Linked DNA regions of Mus musculus: region 2 is linked to region 1. A link is a loop called in an ENCODE intact Hi-C map of the cell type or tissue named here. Cell type or tissue: left cerebral cortex. All regions are shown on one strand.

What was found. Hi-C counts contacts between places; a loop is a spot of excess contacts. Peaks named below come from ENCODE experiments on the same cell type or tissue, not always from the same donor. Only the 100,000 strongest peaks of a DNase experiment are listed, where the experiment ranks them.
Region 2: a loop joins it to region 1, with 1.8 times the contacts of the local background. A loop is called at or near these places in 5 of 42 quality-filtered maps.

The regions. Positions count from the first base shown.
Region 1 is chr3:138,818,310-138,826,309 of GRCm38, forward strand. The region is part of intron 1 of Tspan5 (tetraspanin 5); the gene reads left to right. Among named protein-coding and RNA genes, the nearest start is that of Tspan5, 80 kb to the left of the region's middle. In left cerebral cortex, a CTCF peak has its summit at 3,824; a DNase peak (open chromatin) is centred at 3,967; H3K27ac peaks cover 1,211 bases.
Region 2 is chr3:138,884,447-138,892,446 of GRCm38, forward strand. Tspan5 (tetraspanin 5) reads left to right here. Exons shown (of 8, transcript NM_019571.5): 3 at 6,289-6,435. Among named protein-coding and RNA genes, the nearest start is that of Tspan5, 150 kb to the left of the region's middle. In left cerebral cortex, a CTCF peak has its summit at 4,608; DNase peaks (open chromatin) are centred at 1,905 and 4,967; H3K27ac peaks cover 591 bases.

The DNA of each region.
Region 1 (8,000 bases):
TGCACATAAACATGTACGCACATAGATACATGACAGGTGTCTCACATACACCTCAAAAAGATGAAAAGAAAAAAAAAGTCATTGGCATGAAGGAAAGGCGTTGCTGAATGACAGAATGCCCTGTTTTCCACCAGCCGTTGGAGTAGACAGCTACCGAGGGTAGCCTCTCAAACAGACTCTTTGCAAATCAACTCCAAGTTCAGCAAAGCTTCCCCGGTGGCATAGACAGGAACTTGCTCTGAGTCTCGGAGACCCTGAATCTCTCAGGGTCATTTTTGTATCTCTTACCCCCTGTGATGGTTAATATTGATGGTCAAAGTGCTAGGATCTGGTGGCACATCTACAAGGAATTTTTTTTTTAAGATTAGGTTTGAGGTGGGGAGAATGACCATAAATGTGGACAGAACTGTTTTATGGGCCAGGGTCCTAGACTGAATCAAAAGAAGAAAAGCAACTGAGCAGCAGTGTCTTCCTGCTCTGTTTCCTGGAGGTGTATGCCCCACGACCAGCTGCCTCACTTCCTCCTACTGCCCTATCATCCTCGCCATGAGGGATGGTGCCCTCTATGAGCCAAAAAAATCCAGGTATTTTTTCACAGCAACAAGAAATGAAGTGAATACACTTCCCTAAGGCTTCTCTTGTGTTTTCCTCTTTTTCCTCTATTCCTACCATTACTGCTTGTCCTTGGTACCTTGTGCCCCTCAGCCGTCTAAGCTCTACTCTGAACATAAAAAGGGCTGATTTCTTCATCCTGATAACCCCCTCAGGACATGGCTGCATAAAACCAGATCCTAGCCTGACTCAGGCCAGGCTCATGCTGTCTCTAGTTCCCTTCTGTGGCCTGGGAGTCTTGGTGCAGGAATGACAAATCAGTACACAGTCTCCTACTGTTTGCCAGGTCCCTGGAGGAGCCAGATCAAAGTCAGATGCTCTGTTGGCCCCTGAGAATAAAGATAGAGAAGTCCAGGGTCAGTAGGCATCCAGCTTAAGTCCACAGTGTCTCCTTCATGACCAGGAGGCCTCCAGTGTGGCACTGTGCAAGTTGGCTTTGGCTGCTGTCAGTGTCCACTGTGGATCCTGATGTTGCCCATGACCCTTTCTCTAGGAATGCTAGTCTGAGCGTAAGGCCATTGTTCTTCTCTGTCTCTCTTTGCTTAAGAAAGGCCTCCGGGCAGTGGTGGCGCACGCCTTTAATCCCAGCACATGGGAGGCAGAGGCAGGTGAATTTCTGAGTTCCAGGCCAGCCTGGTCTACAGAGTTAGTTCCAGGACAGCCAGGGCTACACAGAGAAACCCTGTCTCGAAAACAAACAAACAAACAAACAAACAAAAAACCAAAACAAAAAAAAAAAAAAAAGAAAGAAAGAAAGAAAGGCTAAGCCCCTTTTTTACCCTTAGACTTAGAACTTTTAACTTGATAGGTGTGTTGAGAGGGGTTGTTGCACATCTGGTTCTCAGAGTTCATCTCTGAGAGCAGAAGACTTTTTTTTTTTTTCTCATTTCAAAACCCCACTGTGCCCTGTTCCCCTATCTTATTTCCTTAAAAGCTGTTAAGGCCATAATTTTAGAGATGGCATTCCATTTTTCTTTGCCTGATTTTCTTGGTCAGCCTTTCAGAGTCAGCCAGCCTTTTTTTTTTTTCTTCCCTCTACTCTTCTCCATTTTAGAAAGGGGCCTGGTCCCATCACAATCTACCATCTGTCTCTGATGAGGTGTCCTGAGCTCTAAAAACCCATCTGGACACTTTCCACCGTCCTTAAAGGTACAGGATGCTCCCGGGTCACAGCTTTATCCTGAAGTCTGAGCACTTTGTACGCGCTTCATTTAGTCGTCTTAGAGAGGGACATTGAAATCTGAGGCTCCTTGGATTTTCAGGTTAGGGTTATTCAGTCCATAAAGTCTATGCAAGAATTCTGAAATCAAAAGAATTTCCGAGTTCAAGCTACCACTGCTCTCAACTGCTTCATATGCAACGCTGTGTTGTTAGCCCTGCTTTACAGGTGAGGATGGTGAAGCCCAGAATCTCAGTCTGGTTAGAACCGCCTGGGTACCCTTTTCCTCTGCTCTGAATGCCCAGTGCCCTCTAGTGCACCCAGCTACACTCCTGGTTGACCTGCCTGTCCTCTTGGTGTGAGCCCAGCCCGTTTCTGCATCTCTGTCTCTCTGCCCCAGGCGGTACTTTCCTTCACGCCCTCTCCCTGCCTGTCATCTCTGAACTCCCGAGGTACTCAAGGATATTCTAGAAGCAGACCCATCTGTTGTGACCCAAGAGCCATGCTGTGTTGCTTGGCACAAGTTGGCTAAACTCTTTGGCTCCCTGCAAAACAGGCTTCATAAGGTTCCTAGAGGATTGTATAAAAAAATTCTTTGTAAACAGATCCCCCTCCCCTGCCATTCTCAACACATCAGCTATTATTCAGACTTCTTACTACGTCTTACAGCAGCAGGATGGATATATAGGAAGGTGTTTCTACCAGCATGGATGCTCTGAGAAATGAATAGTTACGTGAGTTCACTGTTCAAACACAGTGCACTTACGTAAACCAAGATGGCCCCATTGCCACTAGACGGTGGGCCCCTCAGACTACTTTTGTATATTTGGCCAGCTGACAGAAAGATTATTATATAATACATGACTCCTCTTTAATATTGTGACTCAGAGGCTGTGAGCACGCCCGGTTTTGTCAGGACATTTTCTTCTAGTTTGTGTGTGTGTGTATGTGTGTGTTTGCTATAAACAATGCTGGTTTGTGTTGTTTAATTGATGGATGACTAGCCACTGTCAGAGGCCACCCACAGTGACCTGAATGGCACTAAGCCCCTTGAGGACCGAGAGTGCCCTTCAAGCTTTTTAGCTTACAAAGTAACTGGATTCTTTATGAAAATTTTATACATAATTAGTTTTGGGTGCCCCTCCTTTCTCCATCCCGTCACTCTTTAGTATCACATGTTCTATTTTCCTCTTCCACCCTTTCCCTCATAGCCTCCTTCCCTCTCTCCTGGACCCCTTTAGAAAGGGGCCTCCATCTCTACTCATTCACAGACACACACAGACACACACAGACACACACAGACACACACACACACACACACATACACACACACACACACACACACACGCACGCTCACACGCACACGTGCACACTCATATGAAGCTAGAATTTGCATATGGGAACATGTTTTTGTCTTTCTGAGCCTGGGTTACAGTATTTAATATAGTAATTTCCAGTTCCATCTATTTTCTCTTTCACATCCACAATTTCTTCTTCCCGGTGATTGCATAAATTCCATTGTTTCTACGCTCCATGTTGTCATTTTCCACTCTTCAGTGGATGGACACCCGGGCAGTGGTGGCTCCTCTTCATTCTCCTGCACCCTCATGGCCCTAGCCAGTGATGGAGACTCAGCTGGTTCTCCTTGTTGGAACTTTGGTCTGGGAGTGAAGAGACTCAGAGGACAGATTTCTGCTATACATAAATCATTTGCCAGTCACTCATTTTTCAAGGGCTTGTCACTGTCAGGGAGCTCCTGGGGATAACACTGTTTCTGCCCCAGCCAGGAGCCCACAGGTTCCCTGCACTTGGTACCAGCTGCACACAGCTGTCTCTACAGCAGCCCTCTGCAGAGTTTGGCCTCTGCTGGAAGCCAAGGCATGCTTATTGGTCTTCAGGGAATATATTCCTCAGGCTTGCGTCTGCCATCCAGTGTGCTCTGTGCCTGACAGAGGTCATACCTCCCTCCGGTCCCTGATACCACAGCTTCTTAGTCTGAGCTGCCCTGCCCCTGCTGGCCTGGTAGTAACAGAATCCTAGGCTTTGAGAGGAAGGTGCAGTGCACACATGCTGCCTGTCTGCCTCCCAGCAGCTGGGCTTCCCCTGTAAAAGCCTCTAACATCCTCAGCTCCCAGGAGGAAACAAGCCTGCTGCTTGTGACACCAGAGCACCAATTTGTCACCCTCTTCACTGGCTCTGGCCCTCACCTCCTCCTCTCCTCTATGGCATCTTTCTTTCCAGGGCCTGCTGCAGCTGGGCTCCAGCCCGACACTGAAGCCCCACGTGGCTGTAGCCTCTGCTGTGGTCTGTCCATGGGGTTGTGGCTACTGCCTTATTCCTAAGCCAAGGTCTGTCCGTTGAGCATGTCGTTCTCCTGGGAAGCTTGCTTGGGCTGATCCTCGCCCCTCCTTTACCACTGTGCCCAGCCACTTGAGAAACATGCAGGGCCCACTCAGCACAGAATGCAGTTAGTACCTGTAGCTCTCGCTCCGCTGCAGTTCTGTGAGCCGCCTGCCTCCGCTGACCCTAGAAAGAGTTCCGCATTGCAAGTGTAGATTTCAGGAACCAGAGTGTGGCTGATGCTTCTCTTAATTTTTTTTTTTTAATTACATTTAGCATGTATGGCAAGGTTGTAAAGGTCAGAGGACAACTTGCATGAGAGCATGTCCCCTGTTATCATATATGGGTACTGGTCAGGCTGTCAGTGAGTGTTTTTGTCTTTCCATCCCCCACCCTCCAGCCAGCTCCCTGAACCGTGAGGCTTTCTCTCCATTTCCCCAGAGCAGACCCCAGCCCCCCCACTCTCCATCTTTTCCTTTGACCCAGGCCCTGCCCTGTCTTTCTCACTGAAACCTAAGTGCTTTTCTGGGTTTCCCTTCGGCCACTGAAGCCCACTTGCTTTCTCTCCAGGACTCTGTGTTCAGTCGTATAGTGGGTTTCTGGAAAGCCTTGGAGGTGGGGCTCATGGTCTGGTGAGTATTTGGGGCCAGGACTGCTGTGTGACTACATTACTTTCTGTCTGCAAGGGACACACACGGGTGCCCTGGGCCACCCAAGAGGGAGTATGAGCATGAGGTCTCCTCTGAGAGATCTCGGGGTTTTCTTAACTGGGACCTGTTGCGAGTGTCATTTTTCATATGCTGGGGGATCATGGCTGCATGTGACAAAAGGCACAGTCGACAGACTTCAGAGAGGCCAGCAGAATTTCTACATGACAGTTCGCTCAACAAATTTCCTTCTAGAGGATTAAGTGAGTTTAAGAGCTCTGTGTAGAGCCGGATGTGGTGACGCACGCCTTTAATCCCAGCACTCGGGAGGCAGAGGCAGGTGGATTTCTGAGTTTGAGGCCAGCCTGGTCTATAAAGTGAGCTCCAGGACAGCCAAGGCTATACAGAGAAACCCTGTCTCAAAAAAACCAAAAAAAAAAAAAAAAAAAAGCTCTATGTAGGTTTTTCCAGGTAGCAAACATGTGTTCATAGGGTCTCACCATGTTGTCCAGACCAACCTTGAATTCACCATCCTCCTGCCTCAGCCTCCTGTGTCATCACATCTAGCCTCAAATTTTCATAGACACCCTCCCCTGCAAAGGGGACTGAAAGGTTGTTCAAAAGTTTGTGTATAAAATTCCGACAGCAGGAGAGCTGAGAGGCTGGGGGCCGCGCTAAGCAGTGATCAGCTAAGTATGGTTTCAAGAGTCTCGCTAAAACACTCAACGGTTACACGAAGCATGCGAGTGTATTTTACATTTCAGCTGACATGTGGGAATTGGATGCGACTGTGATTTTAATAAAATAAATTTCATCATGCAGGGAGAAGAACCAGCCTATCTCTGAAAGGAAAGTGCCGTCTATCTCCTCATACCAAAGGTTCCCTTGCTCAACAACTGTCACAGATGCTATGACAAGCTGTATTGTGCAGGGTGTGGGGTTCGTGAGACGCAGCTTTGTGAGGTGGCAGGTATTGAGCTGTGATTTATGTCCCATGAAAATCCATCAGCCATTGTCCCACTTCCAGGGCCGCCGACACTTAGGGTAGTAGCATTGCCTCTGTCCAGGGCGAGGCCAGAAAGGCTTCATTCAGCATGGAGGTGCGGTGGTCGGTCGGGGGCAAACATAGCCCATTTCTTTTCTCAGGGAAGGTGGGAGGATGAAGGTCTGGGGCTTTTGAGAGAAACTTTTTTTGTTGTATTTAGTGTGGTGACAGTACAAATGAAAGAGCCTTACAGTTTTAAGGCACCATTAATTTTAATGTGGGGATCTGAGCAAGTGACAACATGAAGCTAGATGCCTCATTAATAAATGTGTGCGAGGTATTTACCCTCGTTAAGGTTTTGAGAATGGGGATGAATGGCAGACAGGGTCAGGAATGGGAAGCAGGAATTGGTTCTAAGACGCGAGGACCCAGGGAGGTCGACCCAGCTCTGTTAGCTTCTGATCTCACTTCGTTCTGTTGAAGCTCTTCATTAGTCTCAAGTGAACTGGCAGAATATTAATATGTACATATTAATAGGCTGAAGAACAATGATCAAAGCGGCCCTGTTTATATCTCATAGTAGTCGGTGGGCATTGCTATTGTTTATGTGATCCTTGGAAATAATAGCTTTTGTTCTTCCTAAAGACTGTCTTCGGGATGACAATTTGACAGAGACGATAGACTTTGCTTCATAGGCAAGCACTAAGTTGTACCCTTGAACGCAGAGTGGCTGTGATTATCTGTGCAAGCTGTCAACAACATTGGGGCTACTGACTCTACCCCTCCCTCAGGATTTATGGGGTTTTCTTCAGTGGTGTACCTATGCACTAGTAAACAGTCCTAATGAAACTTGTGGGGGTCGATCTCTCTCTCTCTCTCTCTCTCTCTCTCTCTCTCTCTCTCTCACACACACACACACACACACACACACACACACTCACTCTCACTCTAGTTTGTCCTATTTCACCGATTGTCCCTTCGTTCATTAGGGCCTAGGCTTCAGTTTCTAAGTACTTCCCCCTTTCTGTGCATCACTTCTTCAACCTAGGTGTCCTTGAAAGGATGAGATCTTGCTGGGCAGTGATGGCACATGCTTTTAACCCCAGTACAGGAGGCAGAGCAACCAGGGCTCCACAGTAAAACCTTATCTTGACCCCCACCCCCCTTGTCTCTGTGGCTGGAGACAAGGGACTGTGATTAAGAGCATTTGCTGCTCTTCCAGGGATCCAAGATCAGAACACCGTGTTAGATTAGATGGCTCATAACTGCTTCTAACTCTGTCTCCACTGGACTGATACCTTCTTCACGCCTTTGTTGGCACCTGCACACACAAAGCACACCCATACAAGCATACACACAAACGAGACCAGAATGCTTTTAATAGACAGAAGGCGGCACAGCTAGCTAACTTCCCTGTTCCCCCGGTGGAGGATAAGAGGCCTTCTGCTGCTGTGTGCTCTTTGTGCCTCTCCAGCCTGATTTTATCCACTCTTCCTCAGTCTCCGAACATTCCCAGCCTGCTGAGCCCAGGGCCTGGTCTAGGCAGAAAGAATCAATGGTGAAGGACATGAGTCCTTGTCCTTCCTGGAGCCACTTTCAGGGGGCTGGACTCATCGTTCCCTGAACTCAAATGCTCTTCTTGCCTTAGCCCGGGGACCTGCCCACACAGAGTCTGTTTGAGTTTTAAGTCAGGACTGGGCAATGGTGTCCTGGCCCTATAGAATTAGTTCTCCATGTTTTGTGCCTGTGCAGCTTACCATTTAGGTCTGCCCTCAGATGAGTCTGTTGTGTGAAGTGTCTGTCTCTAAGGCTGCCTTTTAGTACCCAAGTAATGCCCACTGCTAAATGGTCACTCATAAATGCCTAGCGGCAATGGGAGTGGCTTGAGGTTGCTATCCATCAAGGGTGTCTTGTTTTCTTCTTCTGGTGCTGGGAACACACACCCCAGTACTTTACGCGTTGCTTCTAAGTGACTTACTCCATTCTTAAAAAGAGCCCTGTCATCATACATGCATTTTGACAATTGGACACAGGGAGGTATTTTGATGAAAACAAACAAACAAACAAACAAACAAAACCAAAAAACAAAGCCAGACCCTATTCAGACAGGTTCTAGTTCAGTTTGTTAGTGAGAACTGCCGTTGCGGGTTTACTGGAAACAAACATTGACCAGCCATGTCCTGTGGATACATGCAGATAAGGTCAGGATCAATAGTTGAGACTTGCTTTACAGAAGGTAGCATAGTTCTGTGTCCTC
Region 2 (8,000 bases), 66 kb after region 1:
CAACAATGACAATAATAATAATAAACAACTGAATTATAATTAATAATAATAATAATAATAATAATAATAATAGAAAACAACTCTGAATAAAGTAAAATAAAATAAAGGCCAGGCCCAGATGAGTTCGTTCCGTTCTACCAAGCCTTTAAATAAGCATACTATTCCAAATTATTCCATAACATAGAAGAGGAGGGAATACTGTCATTTCACGAAGTCCCATTACTCAGGTACCAAATCCTCATAAAGGTACAGAAACAAGAAGACAAGAGAGAAAGAAAGGGAGAGAGAAGGAAAGGAAGAAAGACCGTAGACTAATCTCCCTAACGAACGCATTCTCAGTGAAGTCCGTGCAAAGCAAGCGCAAGAACACGTCCAAAAGGCCGTCGTCCACATAATCAAGTTGGCTCCGTTTGAGAGATGCAACGGTGGTTAACCATACATACGTCAGTAAATGTAGTCATCACAGGCATGGCCTCGAGGGTGGAAATCACGTGATCATCACAGTACATACGGATTGGCAAAGCCCCCATCCCTTCATGATAAAAGCTCTCGAGGAGTCCAGAAAGATGGCTCAACCATTTAGAGCATGTACAGCCTTGCAGAAGACAGGTCAGTTCCTAATACCCATATCAGGCTTGCTGCCTCTAACTCCAGTTCTGGAGCAGTCTGACATGAGTGGCCTCTGTGGGCACCTGCAAGCACTTGTGTACACACACACACACACACACACACACACACACACACACACACGATTTAAGGAACTCAGTAGAAGGACCATAGCTCAACAATGAAGGCTGTATGTGAGAAACCTATAGCTAGCATTATCCTAAATGGACAAAAGCTGAATCGTTTCCACTGAAATCAGGAACAAACCAGGAGCGCCTGCCTTCTCCACCCTGCGGTTTGGGAGTGCGCACACACGTGTGCGGTATACATATGCAGAGAACAGAGTTGTACACACGTGTGCAGTATGTGTATGCAGAGAAGAGAGCTTCATTTTCCCTTAGATTTCGAGAGAGGGTACCCAATGAAATGGGCAGCTTATCTTTGTAGTCAATCTGGCCACCAAGCCAAATCTACTTGTTCCCACCACCCCACTCCCATTTTAGAGTTAGAGTCACACAACTCGCTTTTATGTGCATGCCAGAGAGCTCCAGACCCTTCCACTTGCAGAGTGAGCACTTGTTCACTGAGCTATCTCCTCAGACTCCATCCCCGCCCCGACCCCCAACACACACATTTCTCACTCAGTTAAATATAGTACTTAAAAGTCTTAGCTAGAGCAATAAGTTAAGATAAGGAAATACAAACAAGAAATCAGTTTCCTTATTTACAGCTGATCCGATCTATACACGAGAGGCTCTGAAAACTCCAACAGGAAACTCAGAGCCGATGAACACTTCCATCAAAGTAAAAGGATACAAAAAATTCACATACAACATCAACTGCCTTCCTCTATACCATGGCAAACGTACTGAGAGGGTAGACAGAGAAACAGCCTCATTCCCAGCCATCCAAACAAGTACCAAGAATAAATGTAACCACAGCGGTGAAAGACCTCTACCATGAGAACTTTAACACACAAAGAAAGATGGAGAGACCTCCCATGCTCATGGATTGGAAACGTTAATATTGCGAATACGCTACCAGAGGCAATCACCAGAATTCAGTACCTGTCAAAATTCCAACACTATTTTTTTCTCACAGAAATAGAAGAAAAAAAATTAAAGTCATCTGGAAGCACAAAAGATCTCAGATAGACAATAGAATTTTCAGGAAAAAAGAATTTCAGGTTGATTCATAGCCTATTTTAGGGACGACAGGGCGGTAGTAACAAAACAGCATGGTACTGCACAGAAACAGACGTCTATATCAGTCGAACAGAATAGAGGAGCTGGGAGCAGAGTCAAGCAGTTACAGCTGCCAACATTTTTGACAAGATTTTAGTACAATATAGTGGAGAAAAGTCTCTTTTCAACAAATGGTGGAAGATCGAAGCTAGATCCTTATCTTTTGCTGTGCACAAAAAAATCCATTCCAAATGGATCCAAGACCTTAGCATAAGCCCTGAAAACTCGGAAACCATTGGGGAAGAAAACATTTCCAGACATTGGCATGGGGTGGGAGAGGCGGCTTAGTGGGTGAGAGTGCTTGCTGTTCTTCCAAAGGACTGGAGTTTGGTTCCCAGCACACACGTCTGGCAGCTCACATGGAACTCCAGCTCCAAGGGCTTTGAATCCTCTTCTGGCCTCGTCAGGTGCCTGCGTATGTGCATATACACACATGTAAAGTTAAAAAAAAATCTTAAAAAAAAGATATTGACATCCGCCAACACTCAGTAAGGACTCAGAAAGCAATTGACAGATGGGATTTCATGAAATGACCAAACTTCTGCACAGCCAAGGAAACAGCAGAGTGAAGACACGGCAACATGGGAGAGAATCTTTGCCGTCCCATGGAAGACTAAGCTCTAGAATATACAAAGAAATAGAAAATGCTACATGGGGCTGGCACGATGGCTCAGCGGGTAAGAGCATTGACTGCTCTTCCAAAGGCCCTGAGTTCAAATCCCAGCAACCACATGATGGCTCACAACCATTTGTAATGGGATCTGACACCCTCTTCTGGTGTGTCTGAAGACAGCAACAGTGTACTTATCTATAATAATAAATAAATCTTTAATGCCAAATGAACCAAACAATAAATGGGCTGGTGGACAGACAGTTACCAAAAGAGGAAATACAAATGGCCAATAAACATGAAAAATTGTTCAACTGGCCATCAGAGAACTGTAAATAAAAGCTAAATTGAGATCCTATGAGAGACAGAGTAGCAGTCATTGAGACAACAATACCAGACAGTGGTTTGTATGGGAACAAAGGAGAGCTCATATGCCATGCTAGTGGGATATGAACTAATCAGGCCACTGAGACTCAGTGTGGAGTGTCCTCAAAAGACAGAAAAATGAGACTGCCATATGCCTTAGCTGGCTACCTGTCCAATCCACACAGGACAAGGACACTTGCATGGCAGTGTTCACTACGGCACTGTTCTCCATAACCAAGGCATGGAGCCAAGTTCACCAGTATAGAAATGCATAAAGAGAATGCAGTGCGTACACACAATGGATTGCTTTCGTCCATGAAGAATGATGAAATTGTCATTTGCAGGAAATGAGTGATGGCGATCATCCAGTTAGGCAGATGAGTTCAGCCTCAGAATGACGAATTCCAATGTTCTCTCTCTCTTATGGGTATTAGACATTGCATATACATAAAATCATGTGTGTACAGACGATGTGAAAGTGAAGGTCAAACTGTCTAGGGAAACTGAGCGGACTAGAGGGATGGGGAGAGCCAGGAAGAGGACGTTAGCAGGATTGGGAGTCAGAGGTGGAATTCTAGCTCAATGTACATTATGTAGTTATACTTGCCTGATGTAACCAAATACAATTTAAGAATCTAATAGGGCTGGAGATAGCTCAGTGAGTAAGATGCTTGGTGGACAAGCATGCGGGCCTCAGCATTCCACCCTTGTCATTCATGTAAGAAGACAAACATGTGCCTTCTGTTTGTAATCCAGAGCTGGGGAGTTGGAGACAAACAGAACCCTGGGGCCTTTGGCCCAGACATGCCAGGCAAATCATCCAGCCCCAAGCTCCAGGGAGGTAACCTTGTCTCAAAAGATAAATAAAATTAAAAACTAAATGAAGAGGATGGTGCCTGAAGAATAACAAACACCCTCTGGTTTACCTCTGGTGTACACACACACACACACACACACACAGGCACACACACACACACCACTGCTCATATACACATACATAATGCACATATGTACACACAGAGACACTGTAAACACTTAATACATTTAAGACAGCTGAAAAGGAATGACAAATTGCCAATGTTGATGTTATGCTAATTACTTCAATCTGAACACCACACACTGCATGTAGCCACCGACTGAAATTTGACGTTGTACCTCCACAGTACCATGTGCAATTCCAATACATCAATTTAAAATATTTAATTAAAAATTGTGAGGAAAGAGCCGGGCGTGGTGGCGTACGCCTTTAATCCCAGCACTCAGAGGCAGGGGCAGGCGGATTTCTGAGTTCGAGGCCAGCCTGGTCTACAAAGTGAGTTCCAGGACAGCCAGAGCTATACAGAGAAACCCTGTCTCGAAAAACAAAACAAAACAAACAAACAAACAAAAAAATTGTGAGGAAAAATAAACATGTTTTCCTCTCCCCTCCACCTCTTTGTCTTTCATACCAAGCAAATCAATACTTCTCCAATAATGAACTTTTCAGATTGCATCATGTGCACTCAAAGTTTGCTTGGCCACTGACAGAACAAGGTGTGAAGAATTCACACCTGTGGCAAGCCGAGGGGCTGCCATCCTTCCAGCTGAGCCTTGATAACCACTGGCTACATTCTATCTGATTTCTCTGGCAACATTTTTTCTCTGCAGCGTTTATGTAAGTGTAGACTTGTTTGGTGGTTTCTGTGTTTTCTGTTCAGTTTCTCCAACCAGGGTAAATAAATGTCCAAGTTCTAAGCTTAAACACAAAACTGGGCTTAGCCCTGGGTCTGTGCCTGCAGTGCCCTGCAGGGTGCAGCACATCTTGGGGCCCACTCCCCTCCTCCCTGCTTTGAAACTGCCCAGCCTTCCTCTCTGACTTTATTTAAGGCCGCCATCATTTCTACTAAATTAAAATGTTATACTTTAGTGTTGTAGCTTTTTTTTTTTTTTTTGTCAAACACATTTTGTTGTTTTTTAAGTTGACACTCCTAAAAAGAAACAACTCAAAAGCTCTAAAATGCTGTTCCCCAAATGTTTCAACAACTTTCCAATGGATTGAAAGTTAAACCTCCTACACTCTGGTTTGATTGGCACTGCCTGGGAAGCACACTGCGGCAACTGCCTGGCCTGCTTGATCAGGAAGTGCTGAGATAGACATCTGCTCCAGTTCTAAAATAACCCATGACCTTCAGCCCGTCACCAAACTGCTCCAAATTCGATTTTCCTCATCCAAAATCAGATGTGTCAGCCCTGTTCCAGGTCGGTGGCAGTGCTGTGTAAAAAGACATTCACTATCTTTTTTAGATTGGATGGTAAACCATACTTCAATTAAGTGATTTGATTTGAGGTTTCAAATGTAATAAGAAAATCAAATAGTGATGATTCTGGGTGTTTCAGGTTCTCAGTTCCCAGAACACTGTCGCTGGTCTCCAGAGACCAAATCCAAGGGTGTCCTCTGCATTTTAGAGAATCAGTATCATAATTCCTGGCAGGCTTTGACATGTTCTCACACTCCAGAAAGGAGTTCTCTTAAATGGGTATTGCATGTGGAGAAATAAAATCACGTTGGATTCCTTATGTAGTAGAAGAATAAAGGAATTGAAAGTAAGGGAGCGACTTGCTTGTTTTTAATCTCAGCCCCTGAAGTGTGGCGAATGTCTCCACCACTGAGCACGTGAGCAGACCTGTGGGATCCTTGGGACCTGAACCTGACGGGGTTGTCCGGGAGGCTCAAGTGTGGAGTCTGGGAGAGCGCTTTACCTTGGGAGGCCTGTGAGCGCTTGCAGACAAGCCTGCAAAGTTCACTCACAAGCTCCTCGCTCCCCCACCCCACCATATTTCTGGAAACATGCCAAGGGCTTGCTTGCCAGTGGTCCCGGGGGACTTAAAATGACTTCTTTCTGTCCAAGGTAGTGTATTTGTTGTGACATCTACTTTTTACTCAAAACAGTATGTATTTGAGGGCACTGAAACAAAGATACCATCTATAGTTGCTCCACCCAGAGCCTGATAATGGTGTTTTTATTAGTGTTGGTTGGCTATTTTATCATTTTACCAAAAATACAAGCACGGTTGATCCTGCAAAGAAATCTATTTCCCTCCCTCCCTTCCTTCCTCCTTTTCTCCCTCCTTCCTGCTTTCTCCCTCCTCTCCCTCCTTCTCTCTCTCTCTCTCCCCCTTCCTTTCTTTCTCTCTCCCTCCCTTTCTTTCTCCCCCTCCCTCCCTCCCTCCCTGCCTCCCTCCCTCCCTCCCTCCCTCCCTGACTCCATCCTGGTCCTCCAGCCTTTCTCTTCCTACTTCCCCTTTTCCTATTCCTTTTCCCCCCTTTCCCTTCACTTACCTGGTCTCTTGACTACAGTCATCCCAGATTGCCAGCAGATGACTGCTGAATATGGCCAGATAACTCCTGTGGGAGAGAATGGCACTTGCTGGCAGCTTGGCCTGGTGTCCTGAGTTTTGTTTTTTTGTTTTTTCCATCTCCAGGGTGTCCTCTCCAACATCTCGTCCATCACCGACCTCGGTGGCTTTGACCCAGTGTGGCTTTTCCTTGTGGTGGGAGGAGTGATGTTCATTCTGGGGTTTGCAGGGTGCATCGGAGCACTTCGGGAAAACACCTTTCTTCTCAAGTTTGTAAGTATTGCAGACTCTGCTCTCAGCCTGAGATCTAGGCTCTTGTTTTACACCAAGACGACAGTCTTAGCTGCAGCCAGGATAGTAAGCGTGCCAAAGACCTGGGCAAAACATGCAGCCTAGTCCACTTTCATTTCAAGAGCGCTCCTCAGTCCTGCCCGCTCTTCCCTTGCTCTAGACATGCCTCCTAGGCAGTATACATACCACCTAGTCTTGCCATGCATGGAGACTTTGTACATATATGCAACGCATTTGACTTCAATCCCTAAAGTAGTTTTAGGAAGGAATGAGATGTTGGGGGCGGGGCGAGTAGTTTGTTGGATGTTGAATGTGCATGTGTTGGTGTGTTGGTGGTGAATATTGTAAATAGAAAACCTAGGGTAACAAGGCACTAGCCCAGCTTCTATAGCCTGTGCAGCCTGCACAGTTTGAATAAACATGGCGATACAGTAAAGGTGAAAGACCTTCTTAGTTTCACCAGCTGTATTTGTAAGGGGGGGGGGGGACTTTAGCAGGAGGTATGAAATATTCAGAGCTCGTCCTAGAGAATGGGCAATGAAAGCCTTCCCTTAGGGCTCCTTTCCAACAGGACAGCGGCATGGGCCACATATCAGTATCTGAAGTCAGAAGAATGGTCAATGTGAAATGCAAATACAGCTTCCGTGATGGCTGATGTCATCAAATGTAACTTCAGGTTGCTTTCTGTATCTTTGGAAAGAGAGGACTTAGCTCACAGGGGCCCCGAACCTGTCAGTTTCTGCCAGATACTTGGTATGAACTGAGTTTGGCCTCTTTGTGTGTGGAGGCTGGCATTTTAATGATTGCTGTAGGAAAAGTATTCACTCTCCTCTCCAAGAACAGGGAAAGGATCAGAAGGACCCACTGTCCCATGATGGGGGAGGACAGGGGAATTTCTAGAGAACAACTTTGTTGGCTATGCCTCTTATTAGAGCCATTCGCACCAGAGCCCATCCTAGAACAAGTCTGAGCAGCCACACGGTGTGTGATTCTCCGACCCCACCATGTCTTCTAGAATGTTCTCTGGCGTTTTTTCATGAGCATCTCTAAGAAGATACTCCCATGCCCATTCTAGGGTAACCCATTTCCAATTGGCCCAGCTCTGGCTCCCTGAGAGCCTTGGAGGCTGTAATCCTAAATCTTTTCATGTGGCTCACACCTATATGGAAGACTGGGGTGGGGTCATTGCTCTCAGATAGCACCCTTTTCCTGTGCATGGGAGTAGCTAGTTTCCCATGTGTAGAGCTGCCTTGATCTTCCAGATTTGCCCCTTTCTACACAAGCTTGTGTGATCTGTCCCTTCTTCCCTTCTCCCTCTTCGCTGAGTCAAAGACAGATGGAATCCCTCAGAAGGATATTTGTCCTTGATCATGACCTGCCAGTCTTATGAGGCATCTCGAAGTGGGGACTTGGTTCCACTCAGCTTTGCTGTGACCCATTATCTGCCGTGTGACCTAACACTTTGAAACCTCCATGCTTCCAAATACGAGGTCCCTTTAATATAGCTTTCTTGAACATGGTTTTACTTATTATAGTAATGCCCTTCC